2 separate regions of the Homo sapiens genome follow, and region 1 is linked to region 2. Evidence: chromatin contacts called from ENCODE Hi-C or POLR2A ChIA-PET data. All regions are on one chromosome and are shown on one strand. Each heading gives the region's core, a stretch centred on a gene start or an enhancer-like site at or near the end of the contact. The rest is flanking DNA. Distances are from core to core; before and after follow the strand shown. Region 1 holds the start of TFAP2A-AS2 (TFAP2A antisense RNA 2). Region 2 has its middle 170 kb from the start of TFAP2A-AS2.

The links. A loop is a pair of places that touch in the nucleus more often than their neighbours do. ChIA-PET counts read pairs that join two places held with the same protein, here RNA polymerase II (POLR2A). Pooled maps may share reads with other maps.
Region 1: a loop to region 2 is called in a map of MCF 10A, with 4 times the contacts of the local background. The contact joins the promoter of TFAP2A-AS2 here to the enhancer-like site in region 2. A Hi-C loop is called at or near these places in 5 of 168 maps with a recorded cell type or tissue (A673, MCF 10A, PC-9 and 2 more) and 2 of 50 pooled maps. POLR2A ChIA-PET finds 5 or more read pairs at or near these places in 4 of 52 experiments (A549, A673, BJ and 1 more).

The regions. Positions count from the first base shown.
Region 1 is chr6:10,402,944-10,409,413 of GRCh38, forward strand. It overlaps TFAP2A-AS2 (TFAP2A antisense RNA 2), which reads left to right and starts at 1,559. Exons shown (of 1, transcript NR_145448.1): 1 at 1,559-4,984. It overlaps TFAP2A (transcription factor AP-2 alpha), which reads right to left. Exons shown (of 7, transcript NM_001372066.1): 3 at 3,850-3,901; 4 at 1,565-1,796. RefSeq lists enhancers at 101-1,300, 1,213-1,507, 1,303-1,920, 1,731-1,840 and a silencer at 1,221-1,600.
Region 2 is chr6:10,234,703-10,241,427 of GRCh38, forward strand. No RefSeq gene overlaps it. Among named protein-coding and RNA genes, the nearest start is that of TFAP2A-AS2, 170 kb to the right of the region's middle. Within about 2 kb of position 3,134, at least 3 of the 41 ENCODE cell types and tissues checked have a DNase peak (open chromatin) inside an H3K27ac peak, as active enhancers do; they include mammary epithelial cell, where a contact is called at or near this core.

The DNA.
Region 1 (6,470 bases), core at 309-2,808, 170 kb after region 2:
ATTTTCTCTGCTGTTACAATCACACCAATCCCAATGGGGTCTTTAAAACTGTCTTTGCAAGATATGCTGTTAGGTTGTTCCGAGTAACCAAAGTTATCATCACTCTCACGTTTCTTGCTCTGGCTCTAGCCCCAAAGGGAAATTCGTTTCGCCAACTGTTTACGTGCCATGTCACCAGCCTAACTGGAAATGTCAAAAGCTGATATCAGCCCTAAAAGTTTCACTGATTTCAGAGACAATGGAGGCAGTTCTAAACAGATGTCTAAATAGAATCCCATAATCAGAAAGTGGTTAAGATAAATTGTTTAAATAAAACAGCAAATTAATTAATTTCAGATTTTATTCCCTACTCAAGTGCTCTTTAATTGTGTGGATTAGATTATACTCCCCTAGGTAAACAGTCTCCAATATTGGGGATGGGGGAAGGGAAGGAAAAAGCAGAGGGCAAGGAAAAGATCTGTGTCAGTGAAAGACTACAAAGGGAAAGCAAAATGACTGTGCAGGAGGAAGAAAAGACTAGAATGGTTGATGTTAAACCCTTCCAAAAAATGATCTTTATAGGCTTTGTGCGGGATATAGCCACTAGAAAGGAACTGTGGGTCTATCAACACATAAGTAAATGAATAACAGTCAAAACAATGAAGTTCTCAGTATTATTAAAGAAGAGAAGAAACATTATCCGGGTAAGTTCAACACAAGCCCCACAACTCACAACGTGCAGTGGAATCCTAGGGGTAGGAAGCCCACAGCAGGGAGAAAACTGCCCTAAGGGAAGGTGCTTTACCTTGCTGACCCTTATAAAATCTTATCTACTAAATGAATCACTCAAACCTCGCAGGGGTGAGGTAAGAATCCCTGGCTATGTATGTAACAGATGCATTCCTTGGTAGTGACTACACACAATGCACGTAAACATGCTCGCACGCAGCCTGGCACACATCAGGGCCTCAGTAAATTGGGAATCATCATCATATGCAAACGCCTATAGTATGGGGGTCTGGAGATGACAGCGACCGGAAAGCATGGCGTGCGGACTCAAGAGGACAACCATTCTCTTCCTTTAGTTAAAAGCCATTCTATTAAAACCCTATACAAGGCACGACCGGTTACCCTCGGAGACCCTACTCAGAGAGGTAAGGCAAAGCGAGGAGCCTGAGAGGAACTTTTCCTGGGCTTGCAAGGTGTGCGCGAAGAGGGAAAAGGTGGCTGTACGGCGCCCCGCGGCTGCAGTGGCCGGGATTGAGCCCGCGGCGGAGCGAGCTGCGCTTGCGCGAGGAGGAGGGCGGAGCGGAGGACTCCGCGAGCGCGCGGCAGCGAACGAAGCGCGCACCAGAACTCGCTCGCGGGAAAGCAGCGGAGAGCGCAGGCGCGCGCCGCATCGCCCGCTCCCCCGCCCCCAGATCCCGCCCACTTGGCTCTACGCTCTTCTCCCCGCCCCCTTTCCTTTCCCGCGTAGGGAGGGCCGCGGCGCGAGGCCTGTTTGCGTCGCCGCCACCGCCCCGGCGCAAGCGCAGTGGTTCCCCCGGCCGCGGGGCGGGGCGGGCGGGGCCGTGCCGGGCCTCACCTCCGGAGCACTCCGCCCAGCAGCGACGCGTTGAGACACTCGGGTGGTGAGAGCCGCCGCTGCACTTCCGCCACCGTGACCTTGTACTTCGAGGTGGAGCTGAGGAGCGAGAGGCGACCCGGAACTGAACAGAAGACTTCGTTGGGGTTCACCACGCCGCCGAAGAGGTTGTCCTTGTTAATAGGGATGGCGGAGACGGCATTGCTGTTGGACTTGGACAGGGACACGGGGCCTGCGGAGACAGAGGGGAGGCCGCGTGTTGGGCGTCGTGGATCACCCCCAAATCCTGCCCGACCCCGGCCCTCATCCCGGCCAGGGCCGGATCCCAGGCTTTGGGCCACAGTCCCCGCTTTTCCGTCCGGCTCTGAAATTCTGTGGCTCTGCTACTTCCCTTCCTCGGGCTCGAGCCCTTCCCTACCTCACCCGGCGGCCGGGAGGCGGCCCTGCCCTCCCCCAGCCAGCCTGGCCTGCGTTTCTGCCTTGACCCTTTCCCCTTCGCCGTCAAGGGTGCTCTCTAGAGATGGGTGGTGAAATTGGTGACCCCTGAGGCGCTGAGCATCCGAGCGGAGTGGGCCCCAGATGAGGTCCAGGACCACGGGTTCAGGGTGCAGGGGAGGGAATTACATTTGCAAACCGAGAGCAAGTTACTTGTACTTCAGGGGTTTTGCTGGGTGGGGTTTTAGTGTCGGGGAAAAACTGCTTCAAAGACCCATTATTAAAATCAGCCGACAATTTAGATGGCTAAAGCACCCTGTAAACGAGCGTTTTAATTGAGGCACCACGCTGGGAAGTGGTGGATTTTGTTGTCCACACCACACGTCCCGTCTTTTTGATAAATAGGCCCTTTCCTATGTTCAATTTTGAAAACGTCTCAGTTTTGGAGATCCATTCCAAGGCCAGTTTTGAACTGCGGAGTGGGGAGGGAAGAACAGGCCTACAGTGGAATACTAGCAATGTGCCCTTTTGTTAAGTAAATACTTAACAGTCCTCTGCTAAAGCGCCTTTATTGGGAAAGTGGGTATATATACTTCCTAGTTAAAACCATAAGCTCTTTATTGCTGGACTCACCACTGTTAGAAAAAAAAAAAATAGAAGACCTGCAGAAAGTATACTAATGCATTACGTTTCTCAGCACCAGTGTAATTCAGATGCATTCACAACCATTTAAGTACAGTATGCATTGTATTTTAAAATTCCATTTGGAGACATCATATGCACACAATCTCATCACAGTGTTCCTTATGCGTTCTTTAATGGGGATATGCTAGAGGTATAGGGAGGTGGGGGGCTCTAGGTTTTGGATAGATCACTTGTGACATTAATAGCTCTGGGGAGGCTAATAGAGACAATAGGAGTTAAACGAACTCTTGAGAGATTACTAATAAAAGAGCCAATTATCATGTCGACTTGGAAAGAGCATCTCTTAAGATTTATCCCTTGCACATCTAATTTGACGTGACAAAGACTTCACAGATGCAAAAATGAAACTTTAAACTAGCTAACAATATACTGATTGGGGTTAGAAATGAGAACAGTTTTATATAGCATCGTCCTCTGGTGGTGCCTAGAATCCTGAAATGTAACATTGCCACCATAACCAAAAAAAAAGCTGCTACCAAGAGTGAATAGCATTTAATTCAGTAAACTTTATTTCTACTCACTAAACACAATACAGATTACAAATCCATGCAAATCACTTGACACTTTTCTAACAATTTCTCCTCTGAACAAGTATGCTAATATTCCTCCCATCTTCAAGATACTAATTTTAACCAAAAGCTAAAATTTTGTTAACCTAATTCACAAAGTTCTAAGACCCTTAAACAGCTAACAAGAAACTAAATTGAAGAACATGAATGTTTTTTTCCTCTACTAAAGAGTGCTTCTTATCATCTGTTCTTACATTAATGTTAAATTATTTGTACTATTTTAGCATTATACACTTCTTAACCTTCATCCAGGCAATGGATTAAACTATCAAACTGTTTCAAAATTGAAATGCCACTTCCAAATCAGTTCAACTACTGTACATTTTGTGTGTTTGTCCAAATATCATTAAACTAAATTAAATGGTCAAATCATGAGTCAGAACAAAGCTAGCCTGTTGGCATTACCAACATACTGAAGGCTGATTATTTAAGCATTGCTGTTCTGTGCCTATCTATTTGCTAATTCTGAGCCTTTAGGAAATCCTATTTGGAAAAAATAAACACATCTCTGCAAGTTCTTTTAAATAGCACTCTGCCTGTAAGGACATGCTTGGAATGCAGAAGGAAATGGCTTACCTTTCTTAATTACAGTTTGATCTGGGATGTTAATACCCGGGTCTTCTACATGCTGCAACAAAAGGATACACATGGATGTAAGTGTATCATCAAAACAAAAGGAAATGAATATTCCCTGCAAGATGGGAGGAGGGGAAGGTGTAGAATCAAAATTCCCCCTCCCGTATAATGACATTTATATATAAACATCTCATCTTGGCTTATTGGAATTTGGGGCTTTGCAACTCAAGAGGTTTCACTGCACACCCATGGCCAATTTCTCCTCCTCCAGCAAATAATCCATGTTTAAAAGGGGTGGAGATGGGGAATAAAACTTTCTTTGGAAATTAAATCAAGTGTTGGAGCACCTAATCATTCTCAGTCAGTTCAACATTTAGAAATGTACCTAGCTTTAGATTGGCGCCTCAGCGGCTTCTGACTTTAGCAATTCCAGTGTTCAGGCAGCGAAAGCCAGGGAAACACAATAGAAATGACAGGGGCGGGAGTAACAGGAGAGTGTTGGAAAAGAAAAGGTTTAGGTAGTATAATAAAGAGCAAACACACACACCTTTATGGAAAACTCCACATAAATTTTTAGAAAGACTACTGCCTAAGCCTGGGTATGATAGGAATATGAAAATGACCAAAACCAAAAAACCTTTGAGCTTGCTTTCCTGTTGTCCAACAGCAGGTTTGTTGTTAGTGTGGGGTGTTTTTCTTTTTCTTTTCTTTTTTTTTTTTTTTTTTACAGATGGATGGGTATACGTGTGCGCACTAGAGTCAAAACGTGATTAGAAAGTAAAATGAAGTCATGTTTTCTAATGCAGAAACTGACAGGCAATATAATGTCTGGCTGTGTTTACAAATTAGCACCAGGGCTGCTGAGATAGAAGATTTTGCAATCATTACCAAACACAGGCATTACCATTTAAAAAACTATTGCTTCCTTCTCTAGTCTTTGTCCAACAATAATACTGATTCGAACATTTTCCATTCTGTCTTGGATTTATGCTCCTGTTAATTGTGCCTGATCGCAATGATTCCGGGTGGATGGTACTAAGTTGCTTTATTACAGGTTTTATTATACTCAATGCTCTCATTTGTAACTTGCCTAAAGTGCTTCTGGATTTAAGTATAATTAAATTGAGAAATGTTCAGAAATGACTACTGCTGCAGTTCTTGTGTTTTAACTATATGGGGAAATATGATCCCTTTATGCATGCACCCTAAACCCATAAAGTAAATGTAGTGTGGCATAATACTTTTATTTGTGTTATTTCTAGACCTTGTCCATACAGGGAAGACTGTTAAGTTTAAAACCCCACTGAGATATTAATGATTAAATAATTTTCACCATCGATTTGATTTTCTTAAATATTTAGCAGTTATACTTACTAAAGGTTAACTGTTGCAGCAATGGGAAAAAATTGAAAACAACCTTTTTCTTGACCCAAATTCCTTTGAAAGAATTTTTTTCTTAAAAGATGGGGGAGGGAGAGGGAAAAACAGCAACTGGGTTTCCTTGTTTTTGTTTAATCTTTTAGTTAGTTTCTCCTACTGACCAATTTTGCCACAAAGAGTGAGTATACAGGTGTTAAGAATTCACCTTGAAATTTTTGCAAAGTAGAGCAATTCTCATTCACAGTAGTTCCAAAAGCTTGCAACATTATTTTGCAATTCAAATATTTTCAAAGAACAAGCAAGGAAAAGATTCAGAGTGCTTTGGGAAAGGGAACTAAAATAATCATAACTCCCAGTTCATGTTTAAATTGCTCTTATATAAATTAGTGCTCCTCTCACTTCCAAAAAAATGCACTGTTAAGTATCAGTTTCTAAAAACATGTAAGTATGAACACACATATACAGACATACAGTGCTCACTAAACCTTATACTGGATCAAGTGCCCACTTTCCTGCCTTCCATGCAAGGGCTGCTAAACATAACCAACAAATTTCAGTGACTAACTGGGCCAAATGAGAGATGTAATAAATTTTCTATTTTCCTACGGAACTTAAATAATGTTTTAAATTCACCAAGCAAGGAGGTAAGTTCATCTGACCATTTTCCTTACAATCTAATGTAGTAATCATTAAACTGTCAACGGACATACTGCTGCAATATTTGATGCAGTAATTTGAAATAGCATTTTAGTAAAAATCACATCCAGATACATTTCCTCTCCAAAGAAAAGCAGCTTTAACAGAAGCCTTTACAGCTTTAATAAAATTATTGGCTTGCTCTAATTCCATTTCAGGAGGGTTGTGAGGAAACCATAAATATATAGAATTGAAGCAGAGGTACTGGTTTAAGTTTAATTCCAGAAAGTATTTTCAAATTATCAATAGCCTGGTTTGCATTGTAAATAGTAAATGTGCTAATGCCATGCTTATTTAGAAATCATTTTAAACTGCATTTATTGATAACTAAATTAGAACTCAAATAATGTATTACCCAATAGTCTCGAAACATTTAATTTAATATGGAGTGTAGCAGGTTCTGATAGGCGTTGGGAACCTAGCTAATGATTTATGAGGTCACCACTTAGCACCCCTAGTAAGAAGAAGGCTGCATTTTAATGTCCCTCTGCTTGGATTTGCTACTTAGTTTTTCTTTAATCAGGATAGGGTGTACACATAACTTT
Region 2 (6,725 bases), core at 1,884-4,383:
ATAACGAATAAAAACATGTTTTGTTTGTATTTATTGTATGATCGTCTGGCTTAAGGGTGCAGAAGATGGAGAATGCAACTCCCAGACACAACCACCCAGGAAATAGTACTGGAAAAAAATCAGGAATATTTACTTTCAAAATTCACAATTCTTATAACAAATAAATGTATCAACTACAAACATGTGCATGCTTGTGTTTTTGTGTGTATGTTTTGTGGGCAAACACTCTAAATCGGATTATAGGAAATTGCCATCTTTGTAGTCATATAAGTCAATATCAGCAATTGCATATTTTCATATTTTCTGGGTCTGCTATATGAAAATACTGACCAAGCTGAAAAGATTGGTTTTACAGATAAAGGGGATGGGGTGTTACCACACTACTTTATGTTTTTACAGAAAAAAAAACAAAAACAAGCACGGCTAAGTGGCAATTATATTTTGCTACTATTGCCAATATGATTCTATTAACTATGTTAAGAAGCTATAAAGTAAAATATTTTGCTGGTTACTTCTTTAGTCAACTCGAGTAGATATTATCTCTTGACTAATGAATAAAGGTTCATTTGATTATAAAATGCAGTAGTATATTAGTGTGATCTTGGCGCATATTATATGTGGTACAATAGCTAACTGGCATAGATTCTAATTCCGATGCTTTTATGTAGGCCTTGCTTCCCTATTAAAATTGGAAGTGTTAATTTGCCAGTAATCACTCCACTTTCTCCTATCGTCTAGCAAAAAGGACAGGCCCTTACTGCATGGATAAAATGTAGTAATGCATTTAGTGCTAGGCCATGATTTTAGACCTCCAGCTGTTTTACTGGTTGTATAACTAAAAATAAGATAATGTTATGCTGGGTAACCACGGCTTTTGTAGGCATTCACATTTTACAAATCACTGCACAGTATGCAAACCATTATATTTTTTAAATGCTTAAATCCGACCTGGGAGTCTCACACTTCCATTATTAAAGAAGAGCTTGCTAGACTGTGAAGTGGTCTGAATCCTGGAAAGGGAAGCTGGTGGGCTGAGTTTATACTGTCCGAAAAATTCCTCCACACTACCCATTCCTGAAGCCCGGTTGAAAACAGGCATTCCTTGCCGTCAACGATGAAGAGCAGAATTGTCAAAGGTTGATGGGGTTTTTTATTTTTATTTTTATTTGATCTGTAAACCTCCTACTTATTCAAATAATGCAAACCAGAGAGCAGTATATTGAGCAAGAACAGTGGCGAGAAATAGCATGCCTCTCTAAACAGGCTTACATTAAAAATGAAGGATCAGAGGAAAGAACTTTGCTGGTTCACATCATGCAAACACATAAAAGTCCTGTGATATTTATACTTCTGTGATCTAATCAGAAGCCCAAAGCATGCTGTCTTTAACTGATTTATTTGTTTTGCATGAAAGCATTGATAAATAAGTAGAGCTATCCTGAGCCACATTTTTACAATGGCATCTGCTTTCAGAAATCCCAGTCATTCAGAACAAATGCTCCTGGAGCACAGTGTCCCACATAGACACAAATACTGGTAAGGACTTGGTGAAACTGTACGGTATCTGAAATTGCTCTCAAGGTTCTATGGATGATTTACATTAAAAACAACAACAACCCGACGACGACAACTGAGATGGCCTTTAACTTCTCCAAACACTGCATCCCATATAGAAACCCGAGTTTATGTAGAGGCATCTAAAGCTCATATAAATGTGGTTGCATTCCCTACTTGGGCAGGGAAGACAGAGATCCCTGGGAAGCGAAATGATTCAGGTGTCAGTCAATCAAGGCCAAATAAAAAGCAAAACGTGTGTAATTAGAAGTGCATACATGTTCAAGCAATGTTAGCTGATTCTTAGATCCAAATTTTAACTCGCTTTTAATCACCGAGTGAGTAGTTGGGAGGCTGATCATAGGAATGGAAGAGAGAAAATAGGCTTGTCTGTGACTTCCAACCATTACAATGTTGGTCGAGGGGCCAGAGAGGAACCAAAGGGATTTGGGAGGGTGTATTTGAAAAATGAGACTTAGTATATAGGAAATGAGATTAGAAATCACTCCATGTGTGAGCTTTTAGGAGTGGATTTCTATGTGGGATTGCTAGAGGGAGAGGGACAAGGTTATTGATTCTGTGAAAAAAAGTGAAGGTACAAAGATCAGTCAAAAATGTAGTGTTCCTGGGAATCCAGAAAAATTAAGGTGTATAAAACTCATCTTTTCTAACAAGTTCCTCATGTTCTTCAAGAGTGAAGACTAGAATCCCTTCCTTCCCCAGCCTTTGTCTCCTGCACAGGTACTGTTCGCTACTCTTAAGGATGCAAAACTGGGTCTTCCATTAAGGCAGGAATGGGCAGGACTCCGTTGGTCTAAAATGTATCTCCTATGGGGCCAGGCATGGTGGCTCATGCCTGTAATCCCAGCACTTTGGGAGGCCGCGGCAGGCAGATCCCCTGAGGTCAGGAGTTCGAGACCAGCTGGACAACATGGCAAAACCCCATCTCTACCAAAAATACAAAAATTAGCCAGGTGGTACGTGTCTGTAGTCCCAGCTACTCAGGAGACTGAGGCAGGAGAAGCACTTGAACCCAGGAGGCAGAGGTTGCAGTGAGCCGAGATCATGCCATTGCACTCCAGCCTGAGCAACAAGAGCGAAACTCCATCTCAAACTAAATAAATAAATAAAAATAAAATATATCTCCTGTTGGGTTTGGCTCGGGATCTTTAGAGCCAGAGGGGAACTTAGAATCCGTCTGGTGCAAACCTCTAATTTTATACACAGGGACCTGTGACACAGAGACGTTAAGTGGTTTGCCTGAGGTCACACAGCTAATAAGCCATGAATTAAGCCAAATCTTTCTGAGCCTAAGTCGTGTCTTCAAGTTAATAGTACCAGACTGTCTGTACTTTCAATTCTTTCCACTCCAAAAAGGCAACTGGGAATGGTGAAACTAATTCTTCAAAATCATACCTATCCCCTTCACAAGGGACAAAATCAAATGTCAGAAGATAAAATGTCACAAGCCATGCTTTGGCATGGACATGAAGCACAGTCTGAGAGCCTGTCTGAGTGGACAAGAGGCTGTGGCTGAGGAGTGGCCAGTGACGAGCAGGGTGTGGACAGAGGCCTCACCTCCCCTCGGAGCGCCAGATGGCAAGCACAACTTCTCTTTGAGTCACCAAATCACTGAGTCACACCTTTCCTTTCTGGCTGACTCCAGCTTAATCCGAAGGGTGAGGTGAATATTCCCAGTCCTAAACTGAAGACTGTGCCTTTTTTTTCTAGGGAAAATGAAAGACCTAAGGAACTTAGCTTGGGGTTTGGTTGTTCTTTTGAAGCTTAACAATATCTGCATCTCAGGCCAAATTAACAATTCACATATATGTATATAAAAACATAAACATATATATACATTATATGTACATAAACATATATATACATAAACATATATATACATAAACATATATATACACACCATAAACATATATATTAAAAAACCATAAAACAAAAACAAAGGCCAACTTTTAACATATATAATGTATAATACATATTATACATTATATATGCTTGACATGTTAAAGTATTATATAATACATATATATGTATTGTATATGCTTAACATATATGTTTAACATAGATAATACATACATATTATATAACTATATATGTTTAATATACATATGCTTAATATATATGTTTAACATATATATGTTAAAGTTGGCCTTTGTTTTTGTTTTACGGGTTTTTTTAATGTCCTAAAAAAGCCCTAGGGCCTTTGTAAGCATTTTCAAATAATGCCAAGTTCTTAACATTATCCTTTGAAGCCCTGCAAGTTCCAGCCAATTTGGCCCCTACTGTCTTCAAGTTTAAGTGCAACACTTTTACTTCAGAAAAATTAAACAACAGACATATGACATGAAGTCATCTAAGTATGTTGATGCTGTGTCTTCACATTTGCACCAGGTCCACAGATACGACCCCTCCACTCTCAGCCAATCCAGCTCCTAGGATTCAACGTTCTGAAATCCAGGCTCTTTTCGATCAGCTCATTGAAAGCGCGTTACCTCTGCACTCTGCCCTATCCCCACCTTCCTGGCTGTCCCATGTCTCAGCCTAATGACAACATATTAACTAATTTACTTTATCAGTCTTGTGGTTGCTGGGAAAATATTTCACAGATTAGATAACTTATTGAAGAAGGCTGAAAGTGCCTCTTCTCTCTAGCCTTGTGGCAATTAGTAGTCACTCAGCCCACCTACAGTTTGGTTCCCATCTCTGGAAGGTGCCCGGATGTTCTGAAGCCCTTCCTCTCATTCTTCCTTAACTATGCCAGGTATTCTGGAAAACTGAAAGGCCAGAATAACATCTCATTTCTCTCCCACTTCCCCCAAAATATTATATTCATTGAGTAGAGAAGCTTTTGACAAGGAAAGTCTTCAATAAACAAATAAAGCAGGCTTTTTTTAAAACTCTGAAGTTATCTCAAAGCAGATATCACATTCAAAAGATGATGAGAATTAGGCTTTCCCCCACCCACCAATCACTCTACTGAAAGCCATTAATATTATTAGTTGCAAATCCATTAGGTTAAATTGCCTCATCACATTTTCTAGACCATGATCTAGGAAATGTAAAGATGAGGGGTAAAGAGTGAGGACAGATTCCCCTGGAAGAGAAGTTATGACCACTCAGCAGGCAAGATTTTTCTACTGAAAGGGGGCAGTTCAGTGGGATTCTCTTAATGTGAAACCCTAGGGTTTCACATTAAACTTGTTAGTGTATAACTAGCACCCTTGCTTTTGCTAATTATATAAACCTGTTAGCTGCTATTATTTCTTGACCATTTCTTTAGTCAGTGTTGCCCACTCCCTAAGTTTAAAAAAGTTACATAAAGTTGTATTCATACCTCATCAGTGGGTGATGCTTCTGTATCTTTGTCCTCTGAAGATGATGTGGAGAGATAGCCCATCAACAGTGCCTTCTATAGCTCTAGAGATACCCTCCCTGGTCTCCGAGACTTTGGCTGTTAAGTTTGGTGCTGCTCAACATTTTAATATTTTTATTATTGCTATAGAAATATTTCTTAATTGTAGATGTTTAAATATCACTCGCCATTTGTTGAATCTCTAAGAAACTGGTGGGTTTTCTCATTTCTGCTTCAGAAACAAGGAAATAAGAGATTAGGTGGTACTCAGGATTAGTATTCTTCCTGAATCCTGTTTCACAGCTCCCTAAGAGGCAGCACCTGCACAAAGAGGGAAGAGGATGGGCATCTTTTTCTTGGAAGCAGGAGCACCTGGGTCCCAGTCCAGGCTTGCTCAGCCTTTCCCTAGCTGTGTCACTGTAGGCAAGTTACTTAACTCCTGTGAGACGCCTGTACTTCCTCAGTCGATGTATCTACCTTGTCAGAGGTCAATAGAATAAATTGTGGAGAATAACTAGCATAATATTAATAGATAATAGCAACTATCGTGAGGCCCGAAAGAGTCAGGAAGGCAAGCTCTATACACAATTGGTTCAATCAGTCATTCTGTTGTAATTGACTGACTGGACATGCTAAGTGGCATAAAATGTTAGGCTTAAGCCTACTGTTAGTTCAACTGTTTAGGGAGATAATTTTGACCCCACTCAAAGATATCCCTCCTCATCCTCTATTAAAGTAGTAAACTAGAAAGCAATACATCTGGAATAGAATGTCTTATTTATGTCATAGAATAAAATATATTGCTTTTGTAATGGACCTTGTCAATTTTCCCAAAGCCTCCCTCCCATCCCATCACTTTCAATCATGGAGATCGGGTATCTTGGTGTCCCATCTGCAGGGTGGATCCCAATGGTCCTGTGCTGGTCAGTTTAATTATTGGTTCGGGAAGGGGCGTGTAACCCATGCTAAATTAATCCTAGGGATGTCCAGGATTTTGTTTAGTGGTTGAGGGAAAAGCAATTCTCTCTTCCTCTAGGAAGGCATGGTTTGCCCATAAAAAGCCTGGAGCTGCTGCAGCCACTTCCCGCTCTGAGAGAATCCAAACTGAGGATGAAACCAACCACCAAAAGAAGGCAAAGGAAAAATAATCTCAAAGAAACAGAGCTGGGGAGCTGATCAAAGCACTCTGAGGCTTCCTAGAATGTTGACCTTTTCAATTTCTTGAGCCAATAAATTCCTTTAAGTCCATTTAGAATTGGGTTAGCTGGTATGTGTGGCCTCATGTATGTTAACTGTATGATTTCTTGAGCTGCACTATTATACTACCACCCTTTATCAAGGATTGATGTACAAAACCCATTATATATGTTTCTGCATCTTCTGGAAAACCAGTCTTGAAGGCATTATATTACCATTGTCCTTTAAAAAACAAATCCAGCTAAGTGGGGTAGCTCACGCCTATAATCCCAGGTACTTGGAAGGATGAGAGGGAAGGATCACTGGAGGCCAGAGTTCAACATCAGCCTGGGCAACACAGCAAGACCCCATCTCTAAAAATAAATAACTTAAAAAACATGAATCCATGTGATGAATTTACTCTTTGAATTTAATATTAGAGGGGAACAGAGCTTACTTCTAGAGAATCTACATGCTATCATTTTCCAAACTAGATCTATATACCCACATAATTTCCTTTTTGCCTCAACTGTCTGGAAAGCAGAGATACATGATGTTGGCAGGTTTGGTCACAAGCACTGCAGGGACCTTGGCAATGTGTAAAGACAGGAAGACAGGAGAAGCT